Regions from separate parts of the Homo sapiens genome. Here region 1 is linked to region 2. Evidence: chromatin loops called from intact Hi-C (ENCODE). Cell type or tissue: CD14-positive monocyte. All regions are shown on one strand. Links, peaks and the distances in the headings refer to the core of each region. The heading gives the core; the rest is flanking DNA. Region 1 overlaps BRAT1 (BRCA1 associated ATM activator 1). Region 2 overlaps TTYH3 (tweety family member 3).

Region 1 (8,314 bases), core at 223-8,222, 110 kb before region 2:
GATGGGGTCTTGCTATGTTGTCCAGGCTATTCTCAAACTCCTGGCCTTAAACAATCCTCCTACCTCGGCCTCCCGAAGTGTTGGAATTACAGGCGTGAGCCACTGCGCCCAGCCCCCAGGAATAATTTTAACCAAAATAAATTGGCCGGGCGGAGTGGCTCACGCCTGTAATCACAGCACTTTGGGAGGCTGAGGTGGGTCAATCACCTGAGGTCAGGAGTTCGAGACCAGCCTGGCTAACATGGTGAAACTCCGTTTCTACTAAAAATACAAAAAAATTAGCCAGGCATGGTGGCGTGCGCCTGTAATCCCAGCTACTCGGGAGGCTGAGGCAGGAGAATCACTTGAACCCAGGAGGCAGAGGTTGCAGTGAGCCGAGATCGTGCCATTGCACTCCAGCTTGGGCAACAAGAGCGAAACTCCATCACAAAAAACAGACAGACAGACAGATAGATAAAAAATAAACAGTGCTGGGAAAACTGGATATCCACATGCGAATGAATGACACTGGACCCTTGTCTCAGATCATTATTATTAAATTAACTCAAAAAGGGTTAAAGAAAGACTTCAATGCCATTTATTTTGAGTAGAAATAAGTCATTTCTTTAATACATCAAACTGTGGGATTTCTTGACCTTGCTTCTCTCCTGGTCCTGGCTTCCCCAGAGGATCCACCGGGCTGGGCTGGAGCCCTGGGGCTGGCAGTGTCCCACAGAAGGACATGGTGCTGCCTCCCTTGGTCCTGAGCCCCAGTGGCAGACTCTGGTTCTGCTCAGTAGCAGTCGGCCTCGTCCCCCTGCAGGAAGCCTCCCGTGGCCAGCATGTCCTGCAGGAGGGACTGGGGACTCTTTTCCACGTGGTCGCTGCTCTCGGCCAGCGTGCTCCGCAGGCCCTCCAGGTCTAGGGACCTGAGCATGGCCAGCACAGCCTCAGGCTCCTGGTCCCCTGGGGGCTGGGCCTGCTCACCCGCCCGCCACCTCGGCAGGGTGGCCTCTGCGGAGGCAGTGTTGGGGCTGCCCCTGGCCTCCCGCAGGCTGCTGTAGGAAGCAATCTTGTCCCTCAGGAAGAGAAGGAGGTCACAAGACTTCTGCGCCACAGGGCGGTCGCAGTCAAACAAGGCACAAAAGGCGAAGTCAAAGAGCCCCACGTGGCAGAGAGCCCTCAGTGCCTCGGTGAGTGGCTGGGCTGGGGCCACCTCGGGTAGGGCCACGGCATAGGGGCAGTGGGTACGCGGCGGCCCCAAAGTCTGGCCCAGGAACACGAGGGCCAGCTCCAGGCCCTGGGCGCGGACCTCCCAGTCCAGGTCTCGGCTCGCCGCCTGCAGCACAGTGGCCACGAACTGCTCCGTGTCCTGGGCCGCGTCGGCGTGGCCGTCCCGCAGCCACTCAGTGAAGACTTGCATGACCGCCCGCCGTGGGAAGCCCTCCGAGTCTACGGAGAGGATGTGCAGGAGCTCCAGGAACAGGCTCTGGGGGACAGGGAGCAAGTGCGGATGGTTGGTGGGGTGGCAGGAGCGAGGCTCCCGCAACAGGACTCCGGTACATGATGGGGGCTGGCCCCGGACATGCAGTCTAGGGCCACAGCCCGCTCTGACACCTTCCCATGCTGCGCAGTGAGCACACGGCCCTCCAATCCTCAGTTTACCCATCTGTCAAATGGAGGTAACCATGTCTAAGTGGAGGGGTGCTGGGGAGACAGAAGGCGAAGCGCACAGGTCCCACACCCAGCACAGCCCCAGGGCCTCGGCAGTCACTGCTGCAGGCGCTGCCCACAGCAGCAGCTGCTCCCACGCTGCATGCTGGCCGCTCGACCACCCGCAAGCAAACGAGCACACACGATGGCCAGGCGGGAGTTGCTGGCTGAGGAACCTGCCACCTCCTACCTGCCGGGCCTCTGCATGCTCAGGGCTGGTGGGGGCGTGCAGGCCCTGGCTGGACAGCTGCCCCATGGCGGTCACTGCACTCGCTCGGACATAACTCTCAGGGTCCTGGAGGAGCTGCAGGGCCAGCTGAGGCACCTCTGAAGCCAAGAGTGCGCATCTGAAGTCAGCCTGTCCTGGGGGTCGAAACGGCCACATGCAGCTGTGACTGAGGGCCGAGCCTTGTCGCCTCGGCCTCTGCCTCCATCCCCTTGTGGGCAGCCGACATGGCCCAAGTTTCTAGAGCCAGCAAGAGGCTGCTGGTGCACCCTGGCTCAGTGAGCCCCCCACAGGCGGGGAAGGCAGCCCCTCCACCTGCCAGCACTCACCTCCCCAGTGCCTGCTCAGCTGGGTCAGGAACTCGAGGGCGGAGTCCCTCACCTCCCAGCAGGGGTGGCACAGGCGTTTCTGCAGCACAGGGAACAGCTCTAGGGTGGGAAGGGACAGGTCAGGGTGACCTTGGGGCCAGGCTCACCCTGCCCTCAGAGCCAGCTGAGCCATTCCACCCAGCCCCTGCTGCCTCCACCCCTGCGACTCCAGCTCCGTTCACCCCTGCAAGGGGCTGCGTTACCTCTGAGGAACTGCGGGATGAGGGGGCCGAGATCAGAGCAGCCGGGGGTCTTGGGTGAGCTCAGGAGCCACCTGAGCGTGGCCTGGAAGGCCTTCTTCAGAACCTGGAGCAGATAGGGTGGGCTGCAGGGCCACGGGAGACGGAGGGGCAGGCTGTCTGTCTGTCCCCCTCGCCTTCACCTGTGCTGCCCGTACTCCAGGGACAGCAATGGGGACAGGAAGTGGAGAGAGAAGGGAACGCTGGGCTTCCTTCTTTTTTAGAGACAGGGTCTCAATGTGTCATCCAGGCTGGACTGCAATCACAGTTCACTGCAGCCTCCACCTCCCAGGCTCAAACAGTCCTCCTGCCTCAGCCTCATGAGTAGCTGGGGCTAGAGGCACACATCACCACGCCTGGCTAATTTTTGCAGTCAAATGCTCTACCCCTGAGCTATACTCCTGGGGCTAATTTTTCTATTTTTTTGTAGAGATGGGATCTTGCTATGTTGCCCAGGCTGGCCTCAAAAGTCCTGGGCTCCATTGATCCCCCCACCTCGGCCCCCCAACGCACAGTAATCACAGCTGTGAGCCCCACGCCCCTCCTGGGCTGATTTTAATAGGGCAGAATATGCTGCAGAACCGGCTTCCCAGACTGTGAGCAGGAGGAGGTGGTGGCAGCCCTCACCAGAAGACCCACAACCCAGGCAACGGGATTTCTACATCAAAACATGACCAATTACGCAGGGCACCTTTTCCTTAGGATCCCAAGAAGCCCTGGGCCCTTCCTCCAAAGTTGTCTGCTGTCTGCTCAGCGGCAGGTGGCACAAGGTCTGTACCTGCCAGGGCCCAGCTCCGTGAGGGGCTGTGGAGTAGGCACATTCACAAATGGCGCTTAGGAGAACCCAAAGCCCACGCCCAGGGCCGTCTTGGTGCCACCTCATTTCCCTTGTCCAGAATTCCCCGCAGGCCGCCTGACCAGTGCCCCTGCTCCCCACGGCCCCACACACCCCTGCGTGCTGATGTATCTTCACCAACAAGAGGCCCTGGGCCCGCCCCATGCAGCCACCTGCATCGTGAAGCTCTCTGAGCAGCAGCTCTGTGGCCCTGTGTGAAGGCCCCATCCGCAGAGGCCTGCACGGGACGGGGTGGAGTCAGGGGTGGGTCCCACTGCCTCTGCCTCCCTCCTCTCCTCGCTCTCTATCCCCACCACCGTACCGTGGGGCTGGAGCCGGGGCTCTCGAGGCACTCCAGGAGGACAGCAAGCGCCTGCGTCACCAGCTCCTGGGGGCCTGAGACAGAGGTGAGTGGATAAACCACCCCCACCCCCACCCTAGGACCCTCCCCATCAACTCTGGGAAGGAGCAGAACAAGGCCTCATCCGCCAGCTGAAACCTCCTGCACGGCCCCTGCACCCCTCAGCCCCCACCCCAGAGAAGAAACAGAGAGGGACAGCAGTTCCCGGGTGCCTCCGAGCAGAAAGGAGAGTGGGGGCACAGGGATAGCCCCACGCCAAAGCCGTACAGAACACACTCACCTGTCCCCTGTGACAGCGTCCCCAGGAAGTCGAGGGCTGCTCGCTGGACCCGGACGCAGCCCGCCAGGGTCCCACAGAGGTGGCCCCCCACACTGGAGGCAGGGGCAGCCGAGCCGTCACAGAGCCGCAGGACAGTCACTGTAGCCCCCAGTAGAGACGCCTGGGGCCACGGTGAAGGGCGCTGGGGCTGCGAGGAAGAGGGCCGTCAGCCAAGGTTGCGGTCCCACTGCCGGCGTGGATGCAGGGGTGCTGGGACTTCGAGGCATGTGGGGCGGGGGACATCAGCCAAGGTTGTGGTCCCACTGCTGGCGTGGATGCAAGGGTGCTGGGGCAGCAAGGGGTGGGGGGCGTCAGCCTACGTTGCGGTCCCACCGCCAGCGTGGATGCTGCTGGGCTGCATGAGGACCGGGCCGCACCTACCAGCGGCTGCAGCTCCTCCAGGTGAGCCAGGGTGCGGCACAGGAGGCCGGCGCAGGACGACTTGGAGGCCAGGAGTGTGTCCACCGTCGTGGCATCGTCTGCCGTCCCGTCCAGCAAGCCTGGGGGCCAAGCCAGGAAGAGCTCCCTTAGAGAGCACTTCAGCCTCCCCACGGTCACCAGCCACCCCACGGTCACCACCCACAGCACAGGCCAGGACCTAGGTGCAGAGCAGCAGCTCACCAGGGGAGATGGCCATGTCCCCGGTCCCCTTTGCTCTTGGAGGGAGGCCTGGGTGTGATTAAAGTGGGGCGGGGGTGGCGAGCCAGCTACTCTCATCCATCTCCCTTCCCCCAGCCGCAGGGACCCAGGTTCTGCCCTCCCAGCCCTTTCTAAGCAGCACACCTGGGGGTCCGGGGGCCTGAACCGTGGCCTTCAGGACACAGGCCAGGGGCTGGAGAAGGACCTGGAAGGCCTGGGTCCTCAGTGCCTGTGGACTGGAGACAAACGCGAGGTGAGTGCCGCGACCCTGGCTGCGAGACAAGTTGGCTGTGCTCCTAATGTCCCCAGCAAGCCTGGGGCAAATCAGCCAGGGGGTTGGGACACCCCCCGAGAAACATTCTCTGCAGGCCACTGGCCAGGGGATGCCATGGGACAGAGTGGCGGGGAGGACAGGCCTGACCAAGGAGATGGGCCTGACACTCCTGATGTCCTTAGGAGCAGATACTGAGGGGCCTCCAGGAGGGCCTGGCCATGCACCCAGAGAGAGGGGCAGTGCCCGCTCAGGGGGACAGGGATGGGGTGCCCCCAGGTGTGTACAGCGTCCACTCTGTGGGAGGGACCTGCCCTCACGTCTGGGCCTAGGTGGAGGCAGTGTCCCCACAATGCATTCCTGCAGGGCCGGGCCTGTTCCTCCATCCTCCCCCGGTCTACTCTCTCCTAAACATTCGGAGACCCCGGAGCTCAGAGCTGGACCCTCATGGTACCCCTGGGCCCTGTGGGCAGCAGGTCCTGAGGTCACTTCCACCCCTATTGTGAGCCCACCTGGAACACTGGCAGGCCATCCACGGCCTTCCCACCTGTCCTGACCCCAGGCTCTGCCGTTGCACCGCCCCCAGGCCCCCCACCCGCATGGTGTGTGTGCTGGGGAGCTCCGAAACCCCCAACCAAAGCTGCGGTGGGGGACAGGTGGGAGGGCAGCGGAGCGCAGGGCGTCGGCAGGACCACCCTGCTCTGAGCAGAGCAGCTCCCGCATCCTTCTCACCTCTGGGGATCTCGCAGAGCTTTGGTCTGAAACAATTATTCTGTTGCTAAAGAACCTTCAGAAGCTGCCGCGCGCAACCCACGCACCACCCAGTCACACCCCGCACGGCCGCCTGACTGTCCCTGGTGTCCGGAACTCCCCTGCCATGAGGGCTGCGCTCTCAACCTCCCTGCCTGCCCCAGCTCCCAGCACCCGCCTCGGAATGAAATGCACCCCAGACCATACCAGTGCTCGAGCTTCAGGATCCCCAAAGCCAGGGGTCCCATGTGGGTGGGACCCAGGCAGCTCAGAGCCCGCGCCACTGTCTCCCACAGGCTGCCGTCGGAAGAACTGAACACGGGAGAACTGCAGGGAGACCCCAGAGAGAAAAATTACTCCCCCACCCTCAAAACCCCATTCGAGGCCTGGCTGAGACTGCCATGGCTCCGGCACTGGAGGCGCCCAGCCCAAGACAGGCCTTTCCCCATGAGGGTTCCAGGGTCACCCCGGTGCCGCTTCACTGCAGGCCATGTCCTCAGAGAGTCTCCGGCTGCCAGTGGGACATCCCTGGGCGTTATCCGAGGAAAACAGTTGCCCACCCAGGCCCCCCAGCTGCGTCCCGGGGCCCTGACCGAGCCACACAGAGAAGCAGGTCCACGAACGAGTGTGCGGCGGGGATGGGGTCTCTCTCCAGCAGACAGGCCACGCGGGGACTCAGCCGCACCCACAGGGCTTCCGTCCAGGGGCTCTGGCAGCGCCCGAAGGTCGTGGTCAGGACGTTCAGGGCCTGAGTGACCTTGGGGGTGGCCGCGGAGCACAAGGACTCTTCAACGTGATCCATGATCTTCTGGGCACACGCGGGCCAGTCACCCCCCGGCAGGCAGGGCTGCCCCTCGGCTCCACCTCGCATGGACAAAGCCAGGACGTGCACCAGGAGCTGACTGGCCGCCGAGGCCACAAACAGGCTGGAGTCTCCCTGCAGGGAGAAGATGGTGTCGACCGCACCTGGGTAGGGGATGGGGGAAGAGAGGGAAAAGGGGGTGAGCCAGAATAGAGCTGGGGGAGGCAGAGGGCCTCAGGGAAGATACAAATAGCAGAGGGCCCCCCAAGATGCCCCCAAATGCCTCTCCACTCAAAAGCAAAAAAGAACAGGAACTGAAGCTCCCTGGAGACAAGCACCTCCTCCCCCCGAGCGTTAAACACACACAGCTTGTGATGCTTCCCAATTCGTTCCTTCTTGTTGTTTTTTTTTTTTTTTTTTTTGAGACAGAGTCTTGTTCTGTTGCCCAGGGTGGAGTACAATGGTGCGATCTCAGTTCACTGCAACTTCCACCTCCCAGGTTCAAGCCATTCTGCCACCTCAGCCTCCCAAGTAGCTGGGATTACAGGCACCCGCCATCATGCCCGGCTAATTTTTGTATTCTCGTAGAGACAGGGTTTCACCATGTTGGCCAGGCTGGTCTTGAACTCCTGACCTCAGGTGATCCACCCGCCTCGGCCTCCCAAAGTGCTGAGATTACAGGCGTGAGCCACCGTGCCCAGCCTCGTTTCTTGTTTTTTTGAGACGGGGTCTTGCTCTGTTGCCTAAGTTGGAGTGCAGTGGCTCAACCACTGCTCACTGTAGCCTCGAACCCCTGGGCTCAAGTGATCCTCTTGCTTCAGCCTCCCGAGTAGCTGGGACTATAGCCACGCATCACCACGCCTGGCTCCCAAATAGTTTCAAAGACTGAGTCCTCACGGCTGATCTGTAAGTGGCTGAGAAAGCCGTCCTGGCTCCTAGGGCCTGACCTGCCAACCAGAGAACACTGGACAGCCGTACTGTCACAGTGCAGTCTTTGCAACAACCCTGAGACATCGCACAGACCAGACACTCAGATTCAGCAAGGTGCAGTGAATTCCCTGGGATCACACAGGCAGGATGAGGAATGGGGTGGGGTGTGGGCGCACTCACCATGGTCGGCCAGGAAGCGCAGGGCGCTGGGGTGCTGTGCCAGGGAGCGCAGGCCCTGGATCCAGCCGCTGCGCACGGTGGGGACGGCCCAGGTTGCTCGGCCGAGGGGTCCTGGCTCCCCAAAGAGCCCTGGTAGTAACTCCCCCTGCTGGGAAGCAAAAAAAGAAGTGAGGGTGGCCAGGCGCAGTGGCTGAAGCCTGTAATCCCAGCACTTTGGGAGGCCGAGGAGGGCAGATCACGAGGTCAGGAGTTCGAGACCAGCCTGACCAACATGGTGAAACCCCATCTCTACTAGAAATACAAAAATTTGCTGGGTGTGGTGGCATGCACCTGTAATCCCAGCTACTAAGAAGGCTGAGGCAGGAGAATTGCTTGAACCCGGGAGGCGAAGGTTGCAGTGAGCCAAGATCGCACCACTGCACACCAGCCTGGGTGACACAGCGAGACTCCATCTCAAAAAAAAAAAAAAAAAAAAAAAAAAAGAGGTGAGGGGACCTGGTAGGTTTCCAGGGATGTGGAGCAAAGCAGAGATGGGTTTTCAGTTTTCCAGGGCTGGTGGAGATACTTCTGGAGGACACTTTCTTCTTCTTTTTTTTTTTTTTGAGACAGTCCCACTCTGTTGCCTAGGCTGGAGTGCAGTGGCACATCTCGGCTCACTGCAACCTCTGCCTCCTGGGCTCAAGCTATTTTCCTGTCTCAGCC
Region 2 (8,314 bases), core at 238-8,237:
CCTAGAGTCATGTCCCACCGGAGCACAGGGTCGGGGGAGCGAGGGTGACTCCAGCCAGGGACTGGGGAGGCCTCTGCAAGTGGAGAGCAGAGGGAGGGCTCGCTGGAGGAGTCTGACCAGCCCGGGGCCAAGATGCGGCTGGTTGACATGGCCCCCAGGCCATGGGAGCCCAGGGGAGGCCCTGTGGATGGAAGTGCAGACGTGGGCATGGGTCCTGTGGAGCTCTGGTCCCGGGGGGCATGGTCAGCTGCCCCTACAGGTCTGTTCTGCCGTTGGCCTCTGAGCTATAAGGAGGGTACTGGCAGGGCCTGCAGTCACAGCCGGTGGGGTCAGCACCTCCACTCCATTCCCAGCCCCACACAGGCAAGGGCAGACCCAGGGAGCCCCAGAGCGTGGCTTTTCCAAGCTCCCTAACGTTTATAGACAACCCACTGAGCACAGAGCATGGGTACCGTGCTGGGACTGTTAATATGAGGCCCTGCCAAGTGACTGGACTGTCTCCGCCTCCCTGTGTGATCTTGGGTAAGCCCTACTGGGCCCTGAGGACCCCTCTGTGACATGAGCTCCCTGGGACCATGAGACCGCCCTGAGCTGATTCAGTTTCAGTGGCTCTGGTGCCAGCCCTGGGTCCTGCCCCTGGAGGGTGGGGGTGCAGGGCCCAGCAGTCCTCCTGCCATTGCAGGGGCGGTAGGCACTTGTGCATGGCTGAAGGAGTGGGAGGGTGCCCGCCCCTGATGCTCTGCAGTGCCCAGATTGCTGGCTGCTGGGCAGCCGTGGACACACCGGTGTGGCTTTGGACCATGGCGGCTCATTTCTGGGTGTGCCGGGCTGGTCAGCACCTCCCTGGCTGGGTGGAGGTGGAAAGGCCGCCTTCGGGTGTGGACGTCGGCCGGCTTCCTGGAGGGCAGGACACGGCATCCTCCCACTGCCTGGCAACCGTCTCCTGGGAGATCCAGCAGCAATCCCATTGCCCACTGTGGCTGAGCCTCTCATCCCAAGGGGGGGCCAGGCAGGGGACCATCTGCCCCAGCAGCTCCCAAGGCTGGGGTCCCAAGAGGGCCACACTGCTGAAGCATTGAGATGTGGGGAGAGAGGCGTTTCTCTGCAGTAGTGCCAATGAGGGCAGCGCAGGTGTGCCTGGTGGCCACCCCACAACACTGAGGGCCCCAGCTGCTGACACCCCCCAGGGCACCCCCAAGTTAGCCTCTAGGTGGTCCCTGGCCCCATGATGAGGCGCAGCCCTGTATCAGCTCCCCATCCCTCCCCCGGCACAGGAAGTGTGTGGAGGTTCTGGAGGGCTGAGCCGGGGGCAGGGCTATGCTGAATCCAGGGACCTGGGGTTGCAGGGCCTGTGTGCTTTCTCTGTAGCTTCTATGAAGCCCAGTTTCCCTGTGGATGAAATGGGGTGAGAGCACTCGGCCAGGCAGATCGAATGCAGTGCCAGGAGAAGGGACAGCTCTGGGGCCACGTTACCCTCCCTCCCCGCAGCGGGTGCTGAGGAAATGTCACTGTTGCATCAAATTAGCCACTTCCTGTGGGGGTCGCCTGGCCTCGGGACAGGGGAGCTCTGGTGTCTGTTCTGTGGTCTGTCTTTTGTGTTCAGAGACCTGGGGAGAGCCACACTGGAAGGCCGTGCTTGGAGCCAGACAGGGCTGTGTGTCCGATGGGGCGCCTGTATGCAGCCTGTAGCAGTGTGGGGCCAGCCCCACCATCTCATCCAGCGTGGGGGCACGCCATGGACGGTGCCCACCCCTGAGTGCAGCTTCTCGGTGCACAGACCCCAGACAGGATCAGACTCCTGATGGGGCCTCTTCCATGTTCACCCCTCAGAAACACTTTCATGGTCAGCAAGAGGGGGTTCAGTCCCCCACAGGCTCCCAATTTCCCTACCAGACCTGAAAACCTCAGGACTACAGCTGGGGTGGGGGATCCTGCCAGGACTCAGGTAGGAGAGTTCTGGGCCTGAGACGGGGACGGGCTCTGGGGTCCTGGGGCTGTCTCGGGCTGGGGGTGAGGACAGTAGCTGATGCCGGCAGCCCCCTCCCCAGGGCTTCGCTTCTTCGGGGGAGCAGCAGCACTTTTTTTTTTTTTAGACAGTGTCTCGCTCTTGTCGCCCAGGCTGGAGTGCAGTGGTGCAATCTCGGCTCACTGCAACCTCCGCCACCCGGGTTCAAGTGATCCTCCTGCCTCAGCCTCCTGAGTAGCTGGGATTACAGGCACCCGCCACCAGGCCTGGCTAATTTTTGTACTTTTAGTAGAGATGGGGTTTCGCCACGTTGGCCAGGCTGGTCTCAAACTCCTGACCTCAGGTGATCCGCCCGCCTCGGCCTCCCAAAGTGCTGGGATTACAGGCGTGAGCCACCCTGCCCTGCTCAGCAGCACTTCTTTCTACAGAAGATAAACCAGGCTCGGAGAGGTGGAGGGACCTCCCTAGTGGGGCTGTGGCTGCAAAGATGGTGGCTCACCAGCAGCGTCCTCGTTTGTCACCCACATTCTCTGGCTACCTCCATCCAGCGCCTCTCCTTGGGGCCTGGTGGGGCAGACGTCCTGAGCACCTGCCCTGGACTCTGGGGACCCGGTGGGGAGGGGACATGTGCCCTTGCTGGAGCCACAGAAGCCTGGAGTCGGTTCACCCGGCCCCTCCTAGTGGCTATGGAGTCTTCATGCTGTGCAGCCTTGAGGATGGCGAGACCGGGGTCCCAGGTGTGGGGTCCAGGCCTGGGTGACCCCAGGTGCATCACTGAGGTGGTGGGAGACTCCATGCCTCACCTACAAGTCGGGGATGGGGCCCACCTCCCAGGGCTGGGGGCAGGATTAAATGGGAGTCTGCGCCAGGTCCCCTGCTGGGGCGGGGCGTGGGACTCTGAGCTGGGGGTCCACCCCTCCAGCGCCGCTTCCTGCCTGCCCTCAGGCCCTGCTGCTCCTGGGGGCCGCCGCCCTGGCCTGCCTCGCCCTGGACCTCCTCTTCCTGCTCTTCTACTCCTTCTGGCTGTGCTGCCGGCGGCGCAAGAGCGAGGAGCACCTGGACGCCGACTGCTGCTGCACGGCCTGGTGTGTCATCATCGCCACGCTGGTGTGCAGGTGAGCGCGGTGGGGCGGGGACGGAGGGCGGGGCCAGAGGGGGCGGCCCGAGGGGGCGGGGCTGGAGTGGGGTGTGTGTGGGTGGGCGGGGCTACATCTCACGGGCCCGCCCTCTCCAGCGCCGGCATCGCAGTGGGATTCTACGGCAACGGGGAGACCAGTGATGGCATCCATAGGGCCACCTACTCGCTCCGCCACGCCAACCGCACGGTGGCCGGGGTCCAGGACCGCGTGAGTGGCCGCGGAGTTGGGGCCAGGAGCACTCTTGCTGCTCCGGAGCCCCACGTCTGCGCGAGGACGGGCGGGGCAGCCGGGACTGGGGCTGTGCAGGAGGGGCCCAGACTCTGGGGCGAGGCGGGCGCGCTCCCAGCCTCACGCCCGCGGGTCCGGCGCAGGTGTGGGACACGGCGGTGGGGCTGAACCACACGGCGGAGCCCAGCCTGCAGACCCTGGAGCGGCAGCTGGCCGGGCGGCCCGAGCCCCTGCGAGCCGTACAGAGGCTGCAGGGCCTGCTGGAGACGCTGCTGGGCTACACGGCCGCCATCCCCTTTTGGAGGAACACGGCGGTGTCGCTGGAGGTGCTGGCGGAGCAGGTGGATCTCTACGACTGGTACAGGTGCGGCCAGGCCCTCTTCCCTGCCCGCCCCACGTGGGAAAGCATCACCCTCCTTGGGCCAATTTTTGCTCTCAGCACCTAGTACATGAGGCCTGATGGGCAGGGTGTGGCCCAGGGCCACTGGAGGTCACAGGCAGTGGCTGGAGTTCCCCTAATGGGAGCCTTTCTCAAGAACTGACACCAGTCCCCATGACCCAGACGCTCTGAATGCCCTCTGGGGTGCCAGGCTGCTGGCCTCAGCTCCCCCTCAAGGGCCCCTGGCGCCCCACTCCCAGGCCCCGGGTCCCTGTGCCCTGGCGCACTCCCAGGTTTGCCTGCAGGTGGCTGGGCTACCTGGGCCTGCTGCTGCTGGACGTCATCATCTGCCTCCTGGTGCTGGTTGGCCTCATCCGCAGCTCCAAGGGCATCCTGGTGGGGTGAGTCTGGGGGTGTCGGCCCCCCGTGGGCCCAAAGCGGAGGGGCAGGGCAAGGCACCATGTTACCCCTTCCCCCACCTCATCTGCAGATCCTAGCCACAAGCTCTGCGGTGGGGGCTGAGCGGGACCCCCCTGCACTGGGCCTGCTCTGAGATGCCCCTTCTGTGCCTGTGGCCTGTGCCCCTGTGGCCAGCATCCCAGCACACTTGCCCCCAGCCCTTGATTTCCTGCAAGAGTCTGCACGTGGGGCACTTGTAGCCCAGGACCTGAAGCAACCTGCCCAGGTCTCCGAGTGCCTGGGGCCACCCAGAGACCAGGCTGGGGCTCCTTCCTCCACCCCTTCCATCCTTGGCCCTGGGGCAGCCTGGGTTCCAGCCCCAGCTCCGGCTCACTAGGAGGGTGACCTTGGGCAGGTGGCTTATTGTTGCTGGGCCTTGGTCTCCTCGTTTGGAAGGCAGAGAGAGCGGCAGCTCCTCTGTGGGAGGTAAGGTGTTGTCACTGCCCTTCACCACGCAGCTGCACAGCCATGGCTGGTGCCTCCCTGGGCCAGGCCTGGGAGAGATGGGAGAACACACAGCCTCCCCCCACGTGGCACTCACAGGCCACAGAGGAGCAGAATGAGGGAAACGTGGCATGGGCCAGAGGTGATAGCACCCTGGAGAGGAAAAGCCGGGGTGGTGTGAAGGCCTGCAGTAGGGTGGTGGGGGGGGGTGCAGCTTCACGCTGTGCCCAAGGAGACCTGAGCGAGGAGGGATTGAGCAGGGGCCCAAGGGAGTAAGGGACGCCTGGACAGACAGGAAGGATGACAGTGTGCAGTGGGTTGTGGGGTCCTCAGTGGGGTGTGCAGGCCTGCAGTGGGGTGTGGGGCCCGCAGTGGGGTGTGGGGCCCGCAGTGGGGTGTGGGGCCCGCAGTGGGGTGTGGGGCCTGCACTGGGGTGTGTTTTGGGGATCTGAACTGGGATATGGGGGACTCGTGGTGGGGGCACCTGCAGTGGGGTATGCACAGGAGGCCTGTGTATCTGGATCAAAGGGAGCCAGATGTGGGTGAGGTGAGGCCTCAGATGAGGGAGAGGCCAGTGCCGTAGCAAGAGCTCTGAGTCCCCAGTTGCTGAGCGAGGGTTCAGCACAGGAGGGCTTGATCTAGCTGACGTTATCAGGCCCCTTGGGCTGCTACGTGGGCGGCGGGATGCGGGGACCCACGTGAAAGTGGACACTGTTGCCTGTTCAGGAGAGGGACCTGGGGGACAGGAGGGGCGGGGCCCCAAGAGCCACGTGGCCCTCCAGTCCTGCTTCCAGCTCAGATCTCTGAGCCCCACCCCACCTAGGAGAGGGATCCATCTGGGCCCTGGGCTGTGGGCAGCTCTGGCTGAGGCCAGGCCACAGGAAGAGCCCCAGCCCATGTGTGGGCTGACCCCTGATGTGCACTGGGACCTGCCTTCTGGCCTGCAGCCCAGCAGGTGGCACGGCCCCCACCCTGGCCTGGGGGCTGCTGACTGGCTGTCTCTGCCCCAGGGTCTGCCTGCTGGGAGTCCTGGCCCTGGTCATCAGCTGGGGCGCGCTGGGCTTGGAGCTGGCTGTGTCCGTGGTGAGTGGCAGAGGGGGTGAGGTCCCCGGCTGCTGGACCTGGGCACTGGGGGAGGGACGAGGGGAAGCCACACTCCTCTCCCCTCCCATCTTCCCGGGCACTGGGTCCCGAGAGCGGTGGGGACCCACCATGGGCACAGTCCACCTGTAACCCCAGATTCACAGTCCACCCTCCTGAGTTGAAAGCAGACTCCAGGGGACGGGTTCTACCCCCGAGAGCTTCCCTTTAGGCCCAGCTTGGTCAACCCCTCTTGCTTGCCCACGCCCACCTCAGGGCTCCAGCGACTTCTGTGTGGACCCTGACGCCTACGTGACCAAAATGGTGGAGGAGTACTCGGTGCTGAGTGGGGGTGAGTCTGTGTCCACGGCCGTGTCCCAGCGGGTTCCCCAGGGTTGGGCTGAGCCAAAAGAGTGGGGTAGCTGAGGCCGAGACACCCCTGCCCTGTGGGTCCATGGTCTCAGGGAGACAGGTCCCAGGCCAAGATGCTAGTGAGCAAACAGGACCACCTTTCCCAAGTGGGAGGCTCTGCAAAGAATGACAGGAACTATGTGGGGTGGCGGGTGCCCGCGTGGCAGGGGGAGCGGCAGGTGACCCAGGGCTGCTTCGAGTAGATGCCCAGGGGAGGCCAAATGGGTGGCATTAAAGTACAGCCAGAGGTCTGGGTGCAGTGGCTCACACCTGTAATCCTAGCACTTTGGGAGGCCGAGGCGGGTGGATCACCTGAGGTCAGGAGTTCAAGAGCAGTCTGGCCAACATAGCAAAACCCTGTCTCTACTAAAAATACACAAATGAGCTGGGTGTGGTCGTGGGTGCCTGTAATCCCAGCTACTCCGGAGACTGAGGCACGAGAATTGCCTGAACCCAGGAGGTGGAGGTTGCAATGAGCCGAGATCGCACCACTGCATTCCAGCCTGGGCAACAAGAGTGAAACTCCATCTCAAAAAAAAAAAGTAGAGCCAGAAGGACGCTGCATCTCTTCTAAGAGCCCCGAGGCAGGAGGCAGACCCGAGGGGAGAATGGAGGGTGGGAGGCCAGTGGGGCTGAGTCTCTGTGGCAAGCTTCGCTTTATTCCAGGGGGAGGCCATTGGAGGGAGGGAGGCAGGGGAGAGATTTGACCCATGATTGAAGGTCCCTTTCAAAGCTTCCTCAGGCCTCAAGGGTTACAAGAGTGGGTGAGGAGGATACCTCAAGCAGGAGACAGCAGGGGCTTGAATAAATGGAGCAAAAGGTGGACAGGGATGGGCTTTGAGGGCGGAGCTGGCAGGACTTCCCGGTCAGTTGGATGTAGGGAGCGAGAGGGACGGAGCAGGAGTTGGCGTCCCTGGTTTCAGCAGCTCTGTGCTGCGGGACCATAAGCTGTACTGTGGGTGGGGGAGCAGGTCTGGAGGTGGGGGGCAGGGAGCTGGGGCATCGGGAGTTTCGGCCCCCTCGGGAGGTTTGCGATGTGTGTCGGACGGCACAGAGGCAGGTGGACGTGGGAATCTGGAGATCGGGGTGCCGTCAGTGTGTTAAGCTTCTCAGGCCCCCCTTGTGGAATTATTGTGTGTTCCCCAATAGGAAATAGAAGGCCTGTCCCTGTGGGGGTGAGGGTTACTGAATGACCTTGAAGGTGACCATCCTGCCACCCTTTGTCCCTGGAGGCCACAGGATTGGCTTGTGGGCTGGTTTTTTACCTGCCTTTGTTGAAGGAACCACTTCCACCAAAGCCTGAAGAGCCTCCTGGAGGAAAAGTCATCTGCCGCCCACTGACCTTGTCCTCGGGGGCGAGGGTGGAGGGGTGGGCCCGCTCTGCTAGGGGCGGGGAGGGCTGGTGACCGCTCAGTGCTACCCACCACTGTCCTTGGCCCCGGTGCTATCATCCTGGTCCCTCCAGGTCCCTACTGTAGCCGGCGGCCTTTGGGGGGATCTCATCAAGTATGAGCAGCGCCCCCTACACGTGTACATGTACACACGTAAGTGTGAGCTCCAGCCTGCGGGCCAGACAGCCCCTCCCAGAAGGCAGCAAGGCCAGCCACGCTGGCTTCACTGCACAGGCGGCCACAGTGATGCCTGGTGCTCTCCTATGTTGTTAAATACTTTCATCATTTTTTGAACTTTTAAAATGTTTTTTTTTAATGTTCTTTTATAATTGGAAGAACTGAACTTGTAAAGAGTTCGGAAGGTGGAACCCAGGCAAGGGGCAGTGTGTGGGGACTCTGGCTTGATGGGAGCCCAGACCCCACTGCCACACACACAGACATAGGCATGTGTGTAAATGCATGCAGACACACATGCGAAGACATGTACACACAGACATGCACACATATAAACACACAGACACATGCACACCGGCACACGTGCACACGAAACGTGCACAGAGACACATGCACGTGTAAGTAAACATGCAGACACATGCACATGTGTAAACAGGTGCACACAGACACACATGCACACATGTAAACATGCACGCAGATGCCCTGAAGATATGCGTGCAGACACAGGCAGACGTGCACGCAGTCTCACAGGGACAGCTGTTGCAGCTCAGCCTTCCCTGATGTCTCTCCGCAGACATCCTGCAGTACTACCTGGCCTGCTCGCCCCGCGCCGCCAACCCCTTCCAGCAGGTGAGAGCCTGGG

What was found. Peaks named below come from ENCODE experiments on the same cell type or tissue, not always from the same donor. Only the 100,000 strongest peaks of a DNase experiment are listed, where the experiment ranks them.
Region 1: a loop joins it to region 2, with 2.1 times the contacts of the local background. A loop is called at or near these places in 32 of 110 quality-filtered maps.

What each region holds. Positions count from the first base shown.
Region 1 is chr7:2,537,297-2,545,610 of GRCh38, forward strand. It overlaps BRAT1 (BRCA1 associated ATM activator 1), which reads right to left. Exons shown (of 14, transcript NM_152743.4): 4 at 7,613-7,760; 5 at 6,294-6,666; 6 at 5,908-6,027; 7 at 4,824-4,915; 8 at 4,422-4,540; 9 at 4,002-4,188; 10 at 3,683-3,756; 11 at 2,490-2,592; 12 at 2,248-2,346; 13 at 1,883-2,055; 14 at 514-1,468. The coding sequence ends at 773. Among named protein-coding and RNA genes, the nearest start is that of BRAT1, 14 kb to the right of the region's middle. In CD14-positive monocyte, for the core only: a CTCF peak has its summit at 877; no DNase peak of the experiment used is centred there.
Region 2 is chr7:2,643,942-2,652,255 of GRCh38, forward strand. It overlaps TTYH3 (tweety family member 3), which reads left to right. Exons shown (of 14, transcript NM_025250.3): 2 at 2,912-3,081; 3 at 3,201-3,312; 4 at 3,477-3,697; 5 at 4,018-4,113; 6 at 5,626-5,698; 7 at 5,972-6,047; 8 at 8,246-8,301. Among named protein-coding and RNA genes, the nearest start is that of TTYH3, 16 kb to the left of the region's middle. RefSeq lists enhancers at 944-1,063, 1,300-1,863 and a silencer at 1,294-1,588. In CD14-positive monocyte, for the core only: a CTCF peak has its summit at 7,597; DNase peaks (open chromatin) are centred at 1,520 and 3,850; H3K4me3 peaks cover 1,752 bases; H3K27ac peaks cover 4,899 bases.